Linked DNA regions of Homo sapiens: region 1 is linked to region 2. Evidence: chromatin loops called from intact Hi-C (ENCODE). Cell type or tissue: Panc1. All regions are shown on one strand. Links, peaks and the distances in the headings refer to the core of each region. The heading gives the core; the rest is flanking DNA.

The links. Hi-C counts contacts between places; a loop is a spot of excess contacts. Peaks named below come from ENCODE experiments on the same cell type or tissue, not always from the same donor. Only the 100,000 strongest peaks of a DNase experiment are listed, where the experiment ranks them.
Region 1: it touches region 2 in a loop (5-fold over the local background); 44 of 110 quality-filtered maps call a loop at or near these places.

Annotation. Positions count from the first base shown.
Region 1 is chr18:33,756,754-33,764,753 of GRCh38, reverse strand. No RefSeq gene overlaps it. Among named protein-coding and RNA genes, the nearest start is that of ASXL3, 180 kb to the right of the region's middle. In Panc1, for the core only: CTCF peaks have their summits at 2,934 and 3,138; no DNase peak of the experiment used is centred there.
Region 2 is chr18:33,225,698-33,237,435 of GRCh38, reverse strand. It overlaps CCDC178 (coiled-coil domain containing 178), which reads left to right. Exons shown (of 23, transcript NM_001105528.4): 16 at 10,581-10,643. Among named protein-coding and RNA genes, the nearest start is that of CCDC178, 210 kb to the left of the region's middle. RefSeq lists an enhancer at 5,597-5,891. In Panc1, for the core only: CTCF peaks have their summits at 4,963 and 5,223 (motif pointing left); a DNase peak (open chromatin) is centred at 5,215; H3K27ac peaks cover 304 bases.

The DNA of each region.
Region 1 (8,000 bases), core at 1-8,000, 530 kb before region 2:
GTGTACCCTTCTGGTTTTTGCAAGAAGAAATAAATAATTACATAACTCTAGTTGATTCAGCATAAGGGCTGATAACAGGTTAGAAAATAAATTAAAGCAAAAAGCTTTCATTTTAACCAGCAGGACACATTTTCTTTTCAAGTGAAATGCTCTTTAGTGAAAAGGCTAATAGAATATAATTATTAAGTACATTAAAATTCATAGAGTGGATTTTAATTCATCAAAAACTTGCTTTTATCACCCTACTCAAATAGCCTGTGTGGAAAACAGTCAAATAAATTTAAAAGGTAAAATGGAAGAAACAGAAACCCTGGAGCTGACACTAAATTAAAAAGGCAAGGGAAAGGAGAAATATCGTTTGCTTTTGTGCTATACTGGACACTGAGCTCATTTTATGTGTTTACCAAGTCCCAGCTCATATCTTTTTCCCACAAAATGAATAAATTATTCTTCTCAATGTAAGGTCACCTCTCCAGAGGTATTCATAATATGAATTTCACTGTCCACTCTTCTCCAGGAAATATTAAGTTCTTAAGGGATTATTATAGTTACACTACATGTAAGGATACTGTAATGATAGATGACAATCACATATTTTAATCTCTAGACTATGTATATCAGAATCACCTGAGTTGCCTATTACATATGTAGATTCTTGGTTCCCATTCCTGATGTACCAATTCTGATGGCAGAGACCCAGAATCTACATTTTTGACAAGTATCCACATGAATTCTTGGCACACTAATACTTGAGAATCTTTGCTCCAGACTAATAAAATTGATTACAGTATAAGATACATAATTACTGAATAGGAACTGAAAATGGAAACATAAGATATAAAAGTTTAATGAGCTAACACTTGAATTTGTTTATAAAGTTAAATAAGAATATTTTTAAGAATATCACAATACAAATTAAATAATAGTAATATGGATACATCACAAATGGATTTCAGTACTGTTTGAAGATAATTTGTGTTGGAAAATAACACTTCTTTCCTTCTTTTCTTTCTTAAGAAAAAGTGAAACAATCACTTATTACTATGCTGACTTTGAGATTTGAAAAATATAAAAGTATCATATCTATGCTGTTTAAATGATTACTGTGTTTTAATATTTATCCAAGTCATCCTTCAAGCTTTGTATTTAACAGTTATAATTTTACAGAGAAAAATGAAGCAGGAAAAGTGGAAGAGAGAGAAGTGAATGGGGAAGCCTACTGTATACCAGTGGTCAGCAAGCACTTAATCTTATAGAAACAAATACTTTAATGGGTCTTAATGTATTTCCTGTCTTCTTTACTCAATATTTACAGTTTCATCAGTAATATAAATGTATATCAACTGTTATTGTTCTGAAACTACGGAGATGAATTTTGATTGATTTTAATAAGAGTTCAGAAGCATAATTAGAACAAACATGTACCGAGTCATTTCACACATTATTAATTTAACAAAATATAAATCACTATGTTTCTAAATTAGTCAATAGAGTACAATCAAGAATTTATTCCTTTCAGGTTTATAAGGCACTAATTCTCCAAGAAGGGAGAAATAAATGACAGATCTCAATTTGCCATTCAGGTAACAATCTTCCAAAGTCAAAATCTGACACAGCAAGCCATACCAAAAGGGTGACATAAAGGTAAGATCCCTGTAACCAAAGCAAAAACAAACAAACAACAAAAAAGTGAAAATCATGCCTATCCCTCTAAGCTTAAAATGACAGGCTGGTCCCAAAGAAAGATCTCTGCAAAAATGAAAGACCCTGAGATTCAAGTCTGTTTAACTGACCTTTCTTTGCCCTACCTTCAAATCCTCCAAAATCTGCTTCCCTAGTTTAGAATTAATAACCTGTAAGGCAACATTCATGAGTGTGATTTTCACAATTACTGAAGGGTTTTCCAGTCTTCTGTATTCAGAACAACCATAGTAGATCACCATGGCTTAATCAGAATTTGAAATTTGCTATTGTTTTATACTAGTGCTTTTGCATTCATTTTCTTCAGCTCCAAAATTACTTTTTGACAGTGGCTTTCCAAAATTTTGATTTAGGATTGGCTTCAACTTTATGAGTTGTCTTTTCAATCAAAAGATGTCTCTGTTTTACATTTGTCTGACCTGGTTGCTCTTTGGGCCTCGAATTGCCTTGTTTTGTGTTGAGGAATCTCAATCTTCACCCCTTCTGAAATTAATGTCTTCTTTTGGAAAATTGACCCCTATAGAGGCCTGCCCAAGACTATTCCAGGTTGTTGGTTTTTTACCTTCTACCCAAAGGAATGCAAGAAGAAGCCACTAGCCCAGTGCTTAATTATCTTTTCCTTCTATCTCACAATACATATTTCATAGGCTTTAAACATTATATTTATTGTTGTGTACGCTCTGTAACAATTCAAAAACTAGAGAGGCGCAGGAAGGTAGTTTTCCTGTCTGTCCCACACATATCCCACCACCACTGATGATATTTGGGTGTGTATTTCTTCATTCTTATGTCAAGGCTTTTGCAAATCTATGCAAACACTGACTTACGTAGTTAATTTTTGTATTTCTCATTTGGTTTTCTAGATGTGGTTTGTTTTCTAAAATGTCTTAGTAAGTTGGAGAATTTCTTAGAATTGGAACTTGTTCAGATATATATTTTCTTATTTTTCCTTCATGGTTTTATATATTTTCATTTAAATCAAACTCTGGGGGCCTTGCCTCAGCTATTAGAAGACCTGAAAGACTTTGTGTAGCTGTGCTCCTGATGAACTGCAGCCGGCTGTCTTCTCTTGCTGGTCCTGAGGGATGTCCAACTCTAATTTGACTTCATCCACAGCTTTTGTCTTCTCTGAGTTAAAGGTGATTGGATCTAATTCGGCAAGCAGGTGTTAGCGACTGCTACTGTGGGGCAACTGTCCTTTGCACAAGACTTATGAAAAATTAGCTTAAGAAGGACTCTGTTATAGCAAGAAAAAGATTCTATAATTTGCAGCACAAATAATGTCTGTTGGCAGATTAGCCATGTGGACTCAAAACATCTTACTGTTGTTCTGTGGAAAGATTTCTCTCTGACTTGATATGCTTTAATTGGTTATTCCTAGACCTAGAAAATCACTGCTGCTTCAGAGCAAGTTGATTCTACCTACAAGAGTGCTCTTTGTGAGCAACTTTACTGGACAATTAGCTAGATGAGCAATATATATAAAACAGATGGAGCAGCCACTGGGTGGCAGCAGAAATGTAATAAATACCCTGTACCAATGTACTATCTTATTGTTTAATCCTATCATTTATCATGTAGCATGCTAAAAGACTATTATTTTCAATAAAATATCATATGATAGATAATATTCATCTAATTAATCTCTGTAATATAAACTAGCATATTCAACTATGAGAAAAATAAACATTTAAAACAAACTTAACTACCTAATATTCTATGAATATAATTTTTAATATTACCTAGAATGGCTTTGTGAATTTGCATAGTTGCTTTCCCCATACTTAAAAGTTGCTATTACTTTTAATAGCCATAGAAACCTGCTAACAGAAGTCACACATATTGAGAGAAGAAATGAAGAATTTAGAAAAGACAAATAAATTTACTCACAATCTTCACACCTAGAATTAAACATTAATAGTCACTTGCGATTATATATATTCTCTTTTTTGATGTAGAGTTGTTTTTTCAGCAATACCAATTGGCTGGGTGCCATGGCTCATGCCTGCAATCCCACACTTTTGGGAGGCTGAGGTGGGAGGATCACCTGGGGTCAGGAATTCGAGACCAGCCTGGCCAACATGTGAAACCCTGTCTCTACTAAAAATACAAAAATTAGCCAGGCATGGTGGTGGGCACCTGTAATCCCAGCTACTCGGGTGGCTGAAGCATGAGAATTGCTTGAACCCGGGAGGTGGAGGTTGCAGTGAGCCAGGATCTCACCACTGCACTCTATCCTGGGTGACAGAGCGAGAGTCCATCTCAAAAAAGAGAATAAATAAATAAAGAGGTCATTTTTACATAACATTTTTAAGTGTTCACTCATTTTTCACTCAACATAGTACAAGTTACATGTCATTGGTTATTTTTCTCAATATTCTATATGGTGATTGCATAATATTCCCACATGGCTAGACCAATTTATATAATCAGTTCTCTTTTGTTAAATATTTGCCAATTTTTCTAATATTTACTTTTACAGATAACTGTTGTTAGTTTTGAAGGCTAGGTAGCCAATGATTTTCAGCCTTCCAATGTTAAGTAGTATATAAATAGTTTATATAGAGAAAGATTCTGGTACAATGAATTTGTTGCTTTCTGATTAGAACTTTCTGATTAGAATCACTTAAGAGTCATCCTACATCAAAACCTCAAGGGTGAGGGCCAGAATTCTGCATCTATTTCAATGCACTTTAAAGTTTCAGAACCACTGGCAATCTGAATAAAATTATATAGGCAGATGACCTCAACAATAACATTAATAGAAAATGCACAAACTTGGAAGAACATTTAGCTTTCATTTGTCTCAATTTCTTCCTTTATTAAGTGGAAATGATGATATATCCTAACATTAGGGTAATATTAAGGGAACAATGGTGTTTATCAAGAGTTCATTTCCAACTTCAAAATGCAGGCTTTGAAGACTCTGTTAGGAAGAGTATGACTCTTTGAATACTAGAGATCACATATTGTGATCATAACATACAACAAACATTATGCTAAGCAGTATATATGTATTCTACCCCTCACAACAATCTTGCCAGGTTACCATAATTCCATCTTATAGGTAAGCTTGGATGGTCAGTTGGGTTAAGTAACCCAGGTTACATTGTTTGTAAATGTCAAAATCTGAATTCAAACAAGACTTTCTGGTCCTATGGTGTGTGTTCTTTCAACTCTAGTATTCTGTCAGGCAATATGCAGAAAGGTAGAGGTATAGCCAGCCAGACGAAGTTTCTTCCTGGTTCAGTATAGAGTTATTGTATGCTTACTAGTTTCTTTCTTCTCCATGGTACTTAAATATGGCAAGGGAGTATTCAGAGCAGATGCTTTTATAGACTTTATTGAAAGGCAAACCTTGAATTTATGTTTTTTGGATTTTTTAAGACTTTGCATTTTACAGGCTCTAATTGTCAAGTACAGGTCAAGTGGTGTATACAGTGTTCAGAAGTTTTGAAAAAAATATAACGAAATACTCCACTAAACAAAAACATATCTCTACTGACAGTTTTCTTAAAATTTACAGCTAGCCAGGTGCAGTGGCTCATGCCTATAATCACAGCTACTCTGGAAGCTGAGGTGAGAGGATCAATTGAGCCCTGGAGTTTGAGGTTACAGTGAGCCATGATACACTACTGCATTCCAGCCTGAGTGACAGAGTGGGGACCTGCCTCTAAAGAAAAGAAAAAAGTACAGCTACTCACAACAAAGAAGACTGGAGCAGTCCACGCACGCTGACATTTACCTAAAACTCATGGTTTATAAAGGGCAGGACCTTTGGAGAAAGTGGATTCCTTCAGTTGACTTAGTATCTTTGACTCTTACTTTATCTGAAAATGAGAAAACCAACTTCTTAGTTCTCAGAGGTGGCTTTAGATCTAGCAAAGCCTGAGATAAAATGATTAATACATAAGGCCCTTTATTATCTTGCTTGGTGAATAAATAATCCAACTTTTCCTTAGAAGTCTAATGACATGGGCAAAGGAAAAATAAATAATTTAAATCATTTACTGAAAAAGTTATACTTTTTGTCAAGTTAGGTCTTCGAAAATAGCTGATCTCATCACTCATGCAAGAACCTTGATAAACAGACAGCCTTACAAGTTCATTATCTTACCTTCTATAGGAGCCTCCTCTTCTTAGTAGGAGATTCTGAGAGTAATTTTATTTTAATTACCTACCATAGTACACTGGGATCCAGAGCCTTACATTTGTTTCTGCCTCTGCATGGGAAGTCTCTCCACTTGTTGTCCACTTGACATGGTCCCACACCTTCACACTTTCTTCCATTCTCTACGCAAATATTCTTTCCCTCTCAATTATCTTGGGCTGCACAACAGAATACCATGGACTGGTGGCTTCAACAATAGAAATTTATTTTCTCACAGTTCTGGATGCTGGAAGTCCAAAATCAAAGTGCCAGCAGGGTTGGTTTCTGGAGAGGTCTCTCTTTCTGGCTTGCAGATGGCAGCCTTCTTTCTGTGTCCTCACATGGTCTTTCCTCCATGCTCACATGGACAGAGAGATATCTGGTGTCTCACTCTTCTTATAAGGACACCAATTTTCTTGGATTACAGCCCCACCATTATGACCTTATTTAAGTTTAATTACCTCATTATAGGTCTTATATCCACATACAGTTACATTGGGTATAGAGGTTCAGCTTATGAATTTGGTAGGGGGGCCACATTTCAGTTCATAGCACCTTTTCAGCCAGGCCTTCTCTGGGAACCCTTTATACATTACAACCTCCATACTTTGATTTTTTTTTATGTACTTACAATGCTTTGTTTTCCTTTATAGCACTTATCACTTTCAAATATACTATACATGTTTTGTATTTCTCTCTTTGTTACCTGTCTCCATCCACTGGAATAAAAGCTCAAGAATGATGACAATTTGTTCACTGTGGTACCCACAGTATCTCTGTCATGCCCTAGCAAAGAGGAATCTATGATACAAACATTTCTTGTGTGTATTAATGAACTATCCCTATGTTACGCACGATGGAAGCTACTACAGATACCAAAGTAGAAGAGATACTACAACTTCTCTTCAGTAACTTTTAGTCCAGAGATAGATAAGGCTCACCATAAATGAATTGTAGCTCCCTGTAACCATAAGATATAACTCAGGGAATGACCAAAAAGGAATATAGGGATCTGTATCGTGCACAGTCCAGAAAGACATTTGCTTTCCACACAGAAACTAACTTCATCAGATTTGCATAAATCTATTTGCTAAACTATGAGTCAGGAAATCATATTTTTCCATTATTAAAGTTAACATTCATTTTTTGTAATATTTATATGAGCCAACTATGAAACATAAAAACAGGTCAAATCCGTGTGTGGAAGGATGTTTTAAAATCCACCTTCACAGTCACAAACAGAAATGTCCCATGACCATATTTTAATAAACAACCATGTGTTAGAATAACTGATTACAGAGCCCAGTTTTTCCTTTCTGAGAAATTACTTTGATAGTCTTTTTCTTAAAAAAAAAAAAAAAAAAAAAAAAAGAAGGAAATTACTTTTAGGTCTTGACCAAAGGGTGTTCCAAGTGAAGAGGTCCCAAATCTTAGTAAGCGGGCAAAGGTGGTTTTATTTTTTTCAGCATTGCTTCATTAATCTGAATGTAAAACTATAGAAAAAATAGTCTCTAATTTAGCTAGAAAATAACACTCATTTGCTTGCTAAGGTCTAGCAACAAAAGAATGTTAATGCACATTACTACCTATTACTACAACAGTGAACACAAAATGAAATGAGCAGATGCTGATTTACCTTCTCTGGTGAATCATGCATGGCACGAAACTGCAGTCCTGAAGCAAGCTAGACCATCTGTGCTGTTTTCTCCAGATGAGCCAAATTTGATGACAAACCATTCTCCATATATAGGAGTTTTTCTTTCTTTCTCTCCATTTTATATTAGAAAGTATAGTTTCCCCAATAGAAGATGCAGAAAACTATTTTGCATCTTCTACTATATTGCTAAATATTTTGACTCTGAGCCTGGATAAAGCAGTCTGGAAATTAAATATAACTTCAAAAGAGACATCTTTTCAGAACTTGCATTCCTCAATTATTCTCTCCATCCATATGCAAGCTGTTCTGGAAAATAGGATGGCCCAGAAAGGTACATTTGAATGGCATTTCTGATAAATTTCTTCCACCTTATGATAATGTTTTATGGTTCAAATTTTCTTGAAAAATCAAGTCATGAGAAAAACCATGTATTCCCTGTAATTCAGGGCCTAGCATAGAGATGGTGATGAAAAAAATTTTTGCTTTTGAACG
Region 2 (11,738 bases), core at 1,808-9,807:
TATGGTTTCTTGGCTGGCCTAGGGGCAGACCAGCTGTTTATTGGCTCGGGGACCTTTTCTACTCAGGGGTGGACATGCACTAGTTTGGCTGGTTCAAGGGTGGGTTTGCCCTGGGTGGGACTCAGATCCTTTCCTAGATGGAAGTGCTGGGGGTGGAGGGGTTGGTTTCCATGATGTGCAGGACCAGAGTCACAGCCAATCCTTGACCCAGGCTCCACACAGCTAGGGTTGTAGAGTGTAGCCACTGGGCTTGGAATGAAGATGGAGCGCCATTGCTGCAGAGGTGCAGTGGCTACTGGCCTCCAGAGAAGGGTACACTCTAGAGGTGGCTCTGGTATCAAGACAGTGCTGTGCTGCAGCAGCTTGGCTCACAGGAGGTGGGTGGGAGTTGGGGGAGTGCATAAGTTGTTCCTCTAATTTGAAGCAATGCAACAGTATAAATTTTCAGCAGCTCTCCAAACTGGGCTCAGGGCTTATGAGGACTGTGGAATTATCTTGTAGTAAATACTGTAGGTATTTACAGTGGCAGTGGGGGCTGATGAGGTTCCTCTGTTTACCTTTTTCCTGCAAAGGGAAGTTGCCCCTAGTTTTGGGCCCATCTGATTCAGGAACAGGAGATGGGGCTGCAGAGGCCAGGTGCCTTCGTGCTGCTCTCTTGGACTTCCAATTACCAGAGTTGCCTCTCCACTCCCCTGCTCCACTCCAGCATTCTCTCTTTGACACTGCATTCAAATCTTCATTATTTATTTGTTGCTTTGGTTCTTTTTGGGGTGCGGATGAACTCCAGGCACTTCTAGTGAGCCATCTTGTTGATGTCACTCTCCCTTTCTCTCTTTATTCATGCAAAATTAAAGAAAGTATTCATCATGTTGTTTCCTTACCTCATGGGAGCTGATTGATCACTGGAAAGAAGCAACAGAAAGAAACTGGTCCACTTAAGAAACCATTCCCAATGGTTAATCACTCCTGCTAATTTCTGAGCCTGAATATATACGGCATTAAAAACTTCTATAATATACACATGCATATCTGCTTCAGAGTTCAAAATAAATTCAAAATAAATTTCTAGATTTTCCTTAGATAATTCAGGTTTATAGTAATTCAAGTTTGTAATTTTTGCCTGTGTAATGACCCTATTATCTTTCATGGACTGATTCATGAAAATCTTTAGAACACTCTAAATCTGAGAATTATGTTTTCCTTTTAAGTAACTTTCTGTATTTGTTGAGCCTGGCCTGAAATTAATCTTTAATCCATCATCTAGAAATTAATTATAGGAATATCACTTCTAGGGTAGCTCCAAGAAATAGGCTTTTGAAACTCTAGAGGTAGAATTTATGAATTATGTTCTCTCAAGTTAATGCATCTGTAAAATGCCAGATAAGTTTTAGGCAGTCTTAGAGTAGAAGCAATCCTGAACAAGAAGTATGTCTAGCACTTTCTCTAATTTTTTAGCTATTACAAATGATTTGTCCCAGTTTTTCCATATTTTCAATTCCAATAACTGACCTATTCAGAAAAGAGGTGTTTGGCCAAGTGTCAGAATAAAATTAGCCAATTGGGATAGGGAATAAGTCAATTTAATAGTAATATGTATTCAATTATAGTGTTGATGGAATGAACAGAAAACCATCTAGAATTGTCTAAAGAATGCGACATTGCAACCAAAAATTTTGAGAGCTTTCACCAGTTGTTAAGTACTTCCTAGCACTCCAGCTGAAATCTTCTATGCAAGCTGCATAATCTCGAAGGGTTTTTTGCTTGAATATAATGGAATTCTGGTGGAAAAGTGAGAACATCAGGTCACTCTGGTTCCAGGTTAGAATCATAGTGCTAGAACTAAGTGGAAACTTAGTAAAAAGGAAGGAATAAAGTAGACATAAAGAGTTTTCTTCAAGCCTATTTTATGAAAAACCCCTTATACATGCTAATTAATTTAACATTCACAAAACTGTGCAATTGTTATTAACACATTCATTTTGGGAGTAAAGGGATTTTCCCAAGGTAAGCTTTTAGGTGACTGTGTAGAGTTTAGGGACCAGGACATCTCATGCCAGTCTTGGTAGAGTCGTAAGACATTAGACTTACATTGTGACCAACAAAGATTCAGTTAAGCTGAAAGCTTCAAAATAATCATACTGGGGGTGGGGGTCGTTTTCAATGCTAGAAAAAGACAGTGTGTCAAGTCCTTAGAAAGTTCCAGTCCACAGTAATCTGGTGCATAACTTTAGAAGTCTATGACTTGCCTTGAGTGCTTTTTCAGATATTTTAACTAATCTCAAACTGTTCTTTATGTTCTCAGACCTCCCTTCAACTACTATTTGTTCACCTCTGAGACAAGGTTTATAGGCCCATCCTTTGAGTAAAATAAAAGTCAGAACCTTCTCAAAAGTTTCTTGGAGGGCATAATTTCTGCTAGTACTTAGAGCATCTTTAGTTCAATCAACAGAACAAAACAGATCTAATAAACTAAAGCTTAATGTATGCACCATGCAACTTCTATAAGAATTCCAGATAAGACTGATAATATTTTTAAGTAGTTATAAAATGAACATTCTATTAATTCATTAATTTTTATCCCAAAGGATTTATGCCTTATAGCATGTCGAATCTGGAGCATATTACTCTTGTCCCACATGTAATAGCTTTTATTGAGTTATGAATTGCTATCACATCCTTGGCTTTTAATAAAGGTTGGTAAAAGTAATGGCTAAGATTGACCATTGCTTCTTGGTTTTTCAAATTAATAAGGGAGTTAGTCATATTGTCAATATGCTCAAAAAAACCTACAAAAGTAATTGACCTTAGATTTCCAAACTAAAAAAGTTGTTTTTTCTTGATAAAATTTATTTCTTTTTAATTAATAATTAAGAGTTCCCTACACTTTCTTATTTCTCTCTGAGTTAAGCTGCTTAGAAGCTCAGTTATTTATGCTGAACGTTTCTAGGATAATCACTTCCTTATCTCTCTCTGTTCCATATTTATAACTTTGATCTGGTATTTTTTTGCTTGTTTCATTGGTCTTCGTTTACTAAGATTCTTTTCCACTCCATTCATAGGCAGAATACTTTGCCAAAATTGAATGGAAAGGAATCTGCTATTAATCATAATATTGGGAATGTGTAATCTGTATTAGTGGGAAATGGTTGCCGGGAAAAAGGGAAGGAGAATACAAGGAAAACAGAAATAGTGTGAAGGTACAGCAGGATTAAAGTCCCACAATGGCTGCTAAGTAACCCCTTGGTCAAGCATCAGAAGAGTTCATTTTTCCTGACACATTTGAGGAAGTAAATAAACATGAAAATGTGATAGAAATAAAGCATTGAACATTTATGGATCTTGATAGTACAAAACATTTGAGAATATAATAAAACTTTATTTAGCTTGCTATAAATATCATATGGGAACATAATTTCCTTCTCCATTCTACTGGGTTAGTACTTTGCTTGTCAGAAATTGGATGGCAAGTTGACTTTTCAGTATTTCCATTTAATTATCTGAACTTTGTTTCTACTTTTCTTCTTCCTGTTTGAAAGGAAATGTGGTTCAATTGAAAAAGCATGGACTTTAGAGTCAGATGTTTCTTAATTCAAATCCTGGCTGGTTATGCTAATTATTGGCTCTAAGAATATTAAAAATATACTTAACTTTTCTTAGTCTAGGTTTCTCATCTCTTAAATAAATGTAACAGTATCTATATGGTACCTTTGGGTGATAAATACATAATATTGTGTATAAAACATTCAACCTGGAGCCTGACAAATAATAAATTCTTAAAGGTATTAGGCATAAGTAGCATAAAAATACTCCTATAGCGTGAGGCTACCTTTGTTGTTCAGGATAAAAAAAAAACAATCTTTAACAACTTACCTACATATTTTACTCTTAAGTCTGTCTCCCAGTAATTGTGATAAATGCGTGGGTTCTAAACAACACGTTGAACATAATGATAGTTATTTGTTGAGTACTTAATATGAGTGATGCCTTAAGCATATTACTTTATATACATTTTCTTCTTTTACCTCCCATACTTATTTTATGAAAAAAAGTGTTATCCCAATTTTACATATATAAAAACTGATATTTGATACTGGTAAAGATATTTTGCTATAACAACTCATAGGTGCTCAAGTATCCAATTCAGTGTAAATTAGAGCTTTCTGGAAAGCAATTCATCAATAGATGTAAAAAACCTAACATTCATAATCTGTAACTCAGTAACATTATTTCTAAAAATACAACTTTAAGAAAGTAACCAAGAACAAAGCCAACAGAGATGCAGGTTTAAGGATGTTTATTAACAGTTAACGTAACAGCCACTGAAAACATGGTTCATGAGGTCAACAATAATTGTTTATTTTGTATACACTGCTGCATTCCAGTGCTTAAACAGTGCTTATACAGATACTCAATAAATATTTATGGAAACCATGAATATATACTAATAACATATAATAGGAAATTTTAAATATACAAATTTCTCAATAATAGAATAGTGTTTAAATCTATGAGTATTAAGATAAATTATAAATTCATTCAATGTAGAATTTTTAAAAATTAATGAGACTTCTGCTTTTGTAGTAGATGAGAAAGATCTTGTTAGACTGACTCTACCAGAGATAATAACTTTAAATTCAGGACCTAAAAAAGAAATGACACCAAAAAGTCAAAATGCGTATCTGTGGATTTGAATATTTGTATTATTTCTTTTTGTAATTTAAAATATTTCACCAGAAACACATATACTTTCGTACAAAAAGAAAGATAACATAGTGTCATGTCCTATTTTCAGATAGAATCAGGTTGGGCTGCCACCTATACTTTCTGTTAGGGTCCTGGCCACCAAAATGTTTCCTAATAATGCACAACCATAGCCAGAGATACCTGGTCCCACTAATTCAGTCCAGCCCATAGTCACTTAAACATATCTCAAATTTTGCTTTAAGATTGTAATTCTTTAGAGTATCCATCTTCCTTTCCTGATCTCAAACCTTACATAACATAAATTCTCTAACTTTGCTCTTAGTGCTTCTCTGTCACTGGAAATGAAACTGAAGCCATTTCTTTGATTCTGATGTTAGATCTGTTTATGTAGTGTTGCTCCCTTTTTCTCTTTGAATGTGGGTTTCCGGACTCAGTATTGACTGTTTGTCCTCCTTTCAGCTATCTTTTGTCCTAGTACAGGAATCTATTCCAGCAGTGTAGCTCTCTGCTGCCACCTTCTGGTTTGTGACTGCTAAAACCAGGCTGCAGGTCAAAGGTGACTGTTGAATGTGCCCTCTTTCCAGCTTCTGAGATATTGTCACTTCCTTTGCTCCAGGCTTCTTCCAAGCTCTTCAAAGTGATCCTTTGATCTCTTTTATTCCTTTTCTCCAAAACCAGAATTGAGTCGTTGTGACAGAGACCTTAATCCGCAAAGCTTAAAATATTTACTATCTGGCCCTTTACAAAAAAAGTTTGCCATCTCTGTTCTAAAGAACACAGGAATAGCAAATGTAGGCAGCAGCCAGTGCCTGGAGGGCTGAGAGAAAGCACCCTAAGAAGGAACAAGCATGGAAGAGGCTGCTCTCTCCCAAGCAGAGTGAAGCTTTATTGGAGAGGGTGGGGTTGTGTCTCAACATAGGGTTCAGCAGCAGCTATCTGCGTGTTGCTGGAGAGACTTGATGGAGGTGGAATGGAGTTTGTGGGCAGAGAACCTCCCCACACACCAGCTGGTGGCAGTTCTGCAGGAGAATGGAGAAAATAACAACGGTCCACTGGAACAAGGAACCAGGACACAGCGCCCCTTGCTGCTGCAGCTCTGCCTGCCTGTCCCCTGCCCTCTGTTGATAAAGCCTAGCTTTACTCCAAAAGTAAAACTGCAAAAGGAAACTGCTCACAGGATCCACCTCCATTATCACAGATCAGAGTTAAAAACAGTAGATTTGGAGCTAAGAGGCAATAATTAGATAATGAGCACAAATGCATAGTCTACATGCAAATTTCTCTATTTCAATTGGTTGGTATATGTCATTGAGCCCCATGCATTGTATTTATCTGTTATAACTTTTGAGTCTCTTTTAATCTTAAAAAATCTCTACCTTTTTTTTAAAAAGTTGTCTTTCACTACGTTACATTTTTAAGAGTCTAGGCCAGTTACTTTGCAGGATTTTTCTCAATATGGATTTATCCTTTTGTTTCTTCATAATTAGATACAAGTTAAACACATCTGGCAGGAATATAACATAATTACAATAATATAATATTGTGTCCACAAGCACATGGTCTATGTTTGTCTCATTATCAGTGATATTAAGTTTGATCAGTTGGTTAAAGTTATGGTCAAGAAATGTATTCATTTCCCCATTGTAATTAATAAGTAATCAATTGAGTGATATTTAAGAATACATGGCTATTTTTTCCCAACACATTTCACCCAGTGGATTTAGAATCTATCAGTGATCCTTAGTAGAATCCATTATTGGAACAGTTGCTAAGTGGCAATTTTTCTGGGCTTTCGTTCCCTTTACAATGAATTGGCAATTTGAAGAACTTGAACGTTTAGCACAAGCTGGGCCACAGGCCACGTTTCTGGAGAAGGCAGTCTTCCTTCAGTGCTTTTTCAGGTATTTATACTTTAGGAATATATATTGCATGCAATCCTAAGTCAGAATCAACCTCACTGTCTTTTCTACCACCTGTCCCATCTCTCCACATCTCAGGAAAAACATCTCAAAGGCCTTGTTGTATCATCCATCTTAAAGATGCTATATATAAATGTGATTGTGACGTTGTAATGGGCCCTGAGCTTCTCCTCATATAAAGATTTTTTTTAAAAAATAACATCTTTTTAATTTGAAAGAATCTGAAACTTTTACAATTTAATTCCCCAACCTAGAGATCAAAAGCAAGCTTGTTTGTTAATCATAAACCCATTTGCTCAATAAATTATTCATTTGGCAAATATTATATAACAGACAAAGTGCTAGCAGCCAAGGAGATAGAGGAGGGAGCTTACTGTGAAGAGCTGTAGAATGTGTCCAGGCTCTAGTAGCAGGCAGTCCTGGTGCTGATACATGTTTGAAGACTGGTCCTGTGACAAATTCCATGACCTTAGACCTCGGTTTTATCATATTTGAAAGTGGATAATAGCTATTTCACTAATGGATATGATAATTAACTTACACACACACACACACACACACACACAGCCTCTGAGTTAATGTGGTTCCACTTACAGTTTTTCAACTTTACCATGGTGTGAAAGTGATGCATATTCAGTGGAGACCATACTTTGAGCACTCATACAGCCATTCTGTTTTTCTCTCTCTCAGTATGGCATTCGATAAATTACGTGAGCTATTCAACATGTTATTATAAAATAGCCTTAGGTTAGAGGATTTTGCCCAATGTAGGCAATCAGTATTTCACTAAGCAGACCACACTATAGTTCTTGTGACATTTTTCCTCTTGGTAATTTGAACTCATTTAACCCTGGCTTTTTCTCAGCAGCTACATAATTCATGTTGAATAATGAAAGGTAGTATCTCCCCAGGAGCCCATAAGTTTCTAGCAGATTCCATTTTAGAACCAACTATGGCATCACTAGCTAATTGGAACCCTTTCACCCAAAGTCTCAGTTCTTCAGTCTCAACTATAGGTGGCTAAGATTCAGAATTCAAAGAGGTGTCCCATTTGCCTGGAAAGCCTCATGTTAAAGGAGGCCCTACAAGAAAAGGGGCACATGAGAGTCAGAAGGCTCTACATTAAATATTCCTATAACTTTGAGGGTTCCTACATATCTGGGTGTCACTGAGATGCTCTCTGTCACATTGTGTAAATTAGTATCCTGGTTCCATCAATTGCCAGCTTTGTGTGCTTGGTCAATTTATGTAATCTCTCTGTCAGTTTTCCTATGTGCAAAAGGGACAATCATAACTATTTTATAGATTTCATTGTGAAGTTAAGACAAGATAATTCTACCAGAAAGCATATAATGTATCTTAGCCATCATTACTAGGAGTAGTACAAATGGTAGTTTTATCATTGAGGGAACACATGGCATTTATATTGTTATGTGAATGTAACTGCCCAGATTCTCCTTCAGGAATCATCTCAGTCACTTTGCTTAAGGTCATTCCTGTTCCTGGGGTAGCTCACATTTAATGACCAATAAAAATAGAATGATAGCCTTGCTACCTTAGTCCAACTTGGGGCAAATCTGATGGTCCATTATTGCTCATGGTTTGCTGTGGAGTTGATCGAGGTTGTTGTTGGGAGTCTATGGCAGCTCAGCCTATGTTTCTGTCCAATCCTGCTTCATTCCTCTCCTGTCCACAGGAGTTGATTCCAAATATGCTCCTTAATAAGTATCCTATACACTAAACTTAACTCTAGAGTCAGCTTTACAGGGAACAATGCCTGTGATAATAGGATGGGAAAACAAATAAATCCCCTCTCTCAGATGTTGGACCTGTAATCTAAGACCTTTGACCATCAGAGCTCTCCCTGTATCAGTCTTTGGGGTACTCTGTGGTGTTTTGAAAGTATTCAGTAGTTCTCTCAGAAACTGTGTAGCCTCTTGGCATTTTCCCAGTGCTTTGGGTAGACCATTTTCTGTAAAGAGGACCGTCTCATAGGAAGGCCTTGAGCATCTGCCTGGAAACACTCCCTGTGGTGTTGGGTCTTGTGTAAGTATGCAATTGGCAGCCCAGCCAGTGATAAATACTTTCTCTCCTGGTGACTGGTCATTTAACCTGGCTGTCTGGATCACAGAGGTTTGGGGGCATGGTAGAAAATGGAGCTTGGTAAAGTTCTTTGAGACGCTAGACAGAAGCTCCAGATGTTTTGCCCATGCAGTGTACAAATTTGTCCACTGGTAACAGGCTGAGTTGGTTTTGTACACAGATTTCAAATGTAGTATCTTTCTTCTTTTCAGAGAAATACAAGTGTCTTATTCTTGCAGCTTCAGGCTTCTTATCTATTTAAATGTCTCATATACTGCCTGCAGTTCTTTCCAAGCCACACATCCACAAGTTCTTTTCAAACAATATTAATTTATCCAATTTAAGTGACTTGAATTCATTTCAATAATAACTTGCTTTCTCACTAGTTGACAATTAAAAAAACAAACAAAAAAACTTCAAAGAATGAATGGATGAGTGAATATTAAGGAAACACAAATGAATCAATCCATATTGTAACCAGAGTGATCTAAAACACACACTTTGCTTACCATTCTTCACTAATTTTATTAATGTACCTGGAAGGTTCTGCATAATCTAAGAGTTGTTTGTTTCTTCAGCTTCACCTCATTCACCAAGTCTTTTCTCTAACACATAAAACACAACAAAAGCACACATGCCCATACATACACATTTTTCAATTAGTTTCAGACAAAGGTCAAATCGAGCTATTTTGGAATATGATATATTTTTCTCCAGTCTACAAAGCCATTTTGAATTTTGTTCCATTTCTATTAAATAATAAACAAACTGAAAAACTGTGCTGTATCTGCTATCATGTTAGAAGAGGTCGCTAATCTATTTAAAATTATCAAAACGTATTGTTGCATAAATTCATTTTAGATGTAGATATATCCTTAAGTAAAATGATATATCAAAGTTACTGCTTTATTTACCACCTTCATGTTTCCTTCTTTGGAATTATTCTTTTGCTTGAGGTAAACATAATTTTGCTGGTTTGCTATATTGAGTAGAGAAAGTGTTAGAGCAGAGGCCTGCTGGCTTGTTTCTTTGTATTGTCTCTATAGACCCTGGGATATGATGAGGGATTCAGTATTGAAGTAGGGGTATCAGAGACATTTCTGAATTTTTATTGTTCCTCCTTGCAAAACTATGTGTGTGTGTGTGTGTGTATATATATATATATATATATATACACACACACACACACACACACACATACATATATCTTTTGAATCTGGAGGACATCCTAAATCCCAGCCAACTCCTCCCTCAAATCAGGGGTTCCAAGATGTAATTTTAAGACAGAAGGAACTTTATGAACTACTTCCAATTCTGGTTTTGCGTGATAATTTAAAGCAAATCTATGAACAATTTACAACAATTTTTCCAGGTAGCAAAGAAAAGATTTTTCCAAATTTTTTCCCTACAAACTTGAAAGGTATGATTTAAAAAAAAAAAAAAGGAATTGTTCTAGCTAAATGGAGAGTCTGCTCTTATTTTGCACACTTCACACTTGACTTGCATCTATCTTGTTTTGAAAGTTGATTGTGTTTATTCCAGAAAGTAATATTAAAAACAAACTGATAGTTTTTAAAAGGAGAAATTGATGACTACCTTGTTTCACTTTCTTATTACTTTGATTTTTTAAGTTTAGGACTATAAAATGCAAACTGGAAAGACTGAAATTTTGTAGTCTAATTCCTGGTGCTGTACCACTTAATTACTTTACCTCGAAAAACACCAGGATTTTAAAAATACATATAATAAATTATAATTAATATTTTACTCTATATTGAAACATTAAAAATGTGTCTTATATTAGCAATTGTTTTAAAAAATGTTTTTGATGTTTTATGAAGAAAATCCTCATTTTAAAAATTTCCTAACATATAGGGTAGAGAAGAATTCCTGAAAAAACTCACTCAAGGTGAAGTGGCTGCTGGAATGGTGCTTCAGGTAATACTGATTTGGTTTTAATATTTTATTCTTCCTTTAATTTGCATTTTACTTAGCATTTTAAATTTGCCTGTAATGAGGCATCTTGTCACTACTTGGTTTGCAAGCCAGCAGTTTTCTCTCCTTAGCTGATGGCAGTTGCCCTCTGTGTACAACCAGCAGTGTCTGATCATGCATAAAGAAATTGACCTCCCATATACATATCTCATTTTGTGGCATAATGGGAATTTCTGCCAGTCTAGTAAAAGAGCAGTGGGATCTTATTTTTAAGTGTCTGACTCTTTAGTTTGCTTTGTGGTGATGTTATGTTTTCTTTACTGTTAGTGTCTTTCACTTGGATTTGTTTATTTAACCCTGAAAGAAAAATATGCTTTGATACTTCCATATAGAGATTTTGAAAATAAAGCATGTAAGCTGGCAAAAACAACTTGAATTTTTAAAATCTTTGTCTACCACCTGCATATCCTTTGGAATCCAGATTGGGTTTTTTGATCCATGCCGTGTTTCTAGAATGCCTCCCCTTTAGAAATACTTACATATTTGAAATTAGTATTATTATTATAAGAAAAAAAACAAGAGTCAAAACAGTTTCAGTGTTTTTGTTTGTTGGTGGGTTTCTGTTTTTGTTTTTTTGAGAAAGAGTCTTGCTCTGTCGCCAGGCTGGAGTGCAGTGGCACGATCTTGGCTCACCATAACCTCTGCCTCCCAGGTTCAAGTGATTCTCCTGCCTCAGCCTCCCGAGTAGCTGGGATTACAGGCATGCACCACCATGCCCAGCTAATTTTGTATTTTTAGTAGAGACAGGGTTTCTCCATTTTGGTCAGGCTGGTCTCGAACTCCTGACCTCAGGTGATCCGCCTGCCTCAGCCTCCCAAAGTGCTGGGATTACAGGCGTGAGCCACCACGCCCGGCCCTAACAGTGTTTTTTGAGATGATCTACACCTCTGCTTCTCTTGGAAGTAAACCTAAATTTTGTAATTTTTTTCTGTTATGAAATTTGGCATTTTCAAACATAGAAGCAGTGTTTGCTTCTATATGTTTCAAAACACTAAACTTCCTCATTTATTTCTATACGTATGTTTTATTTCTAAGTGT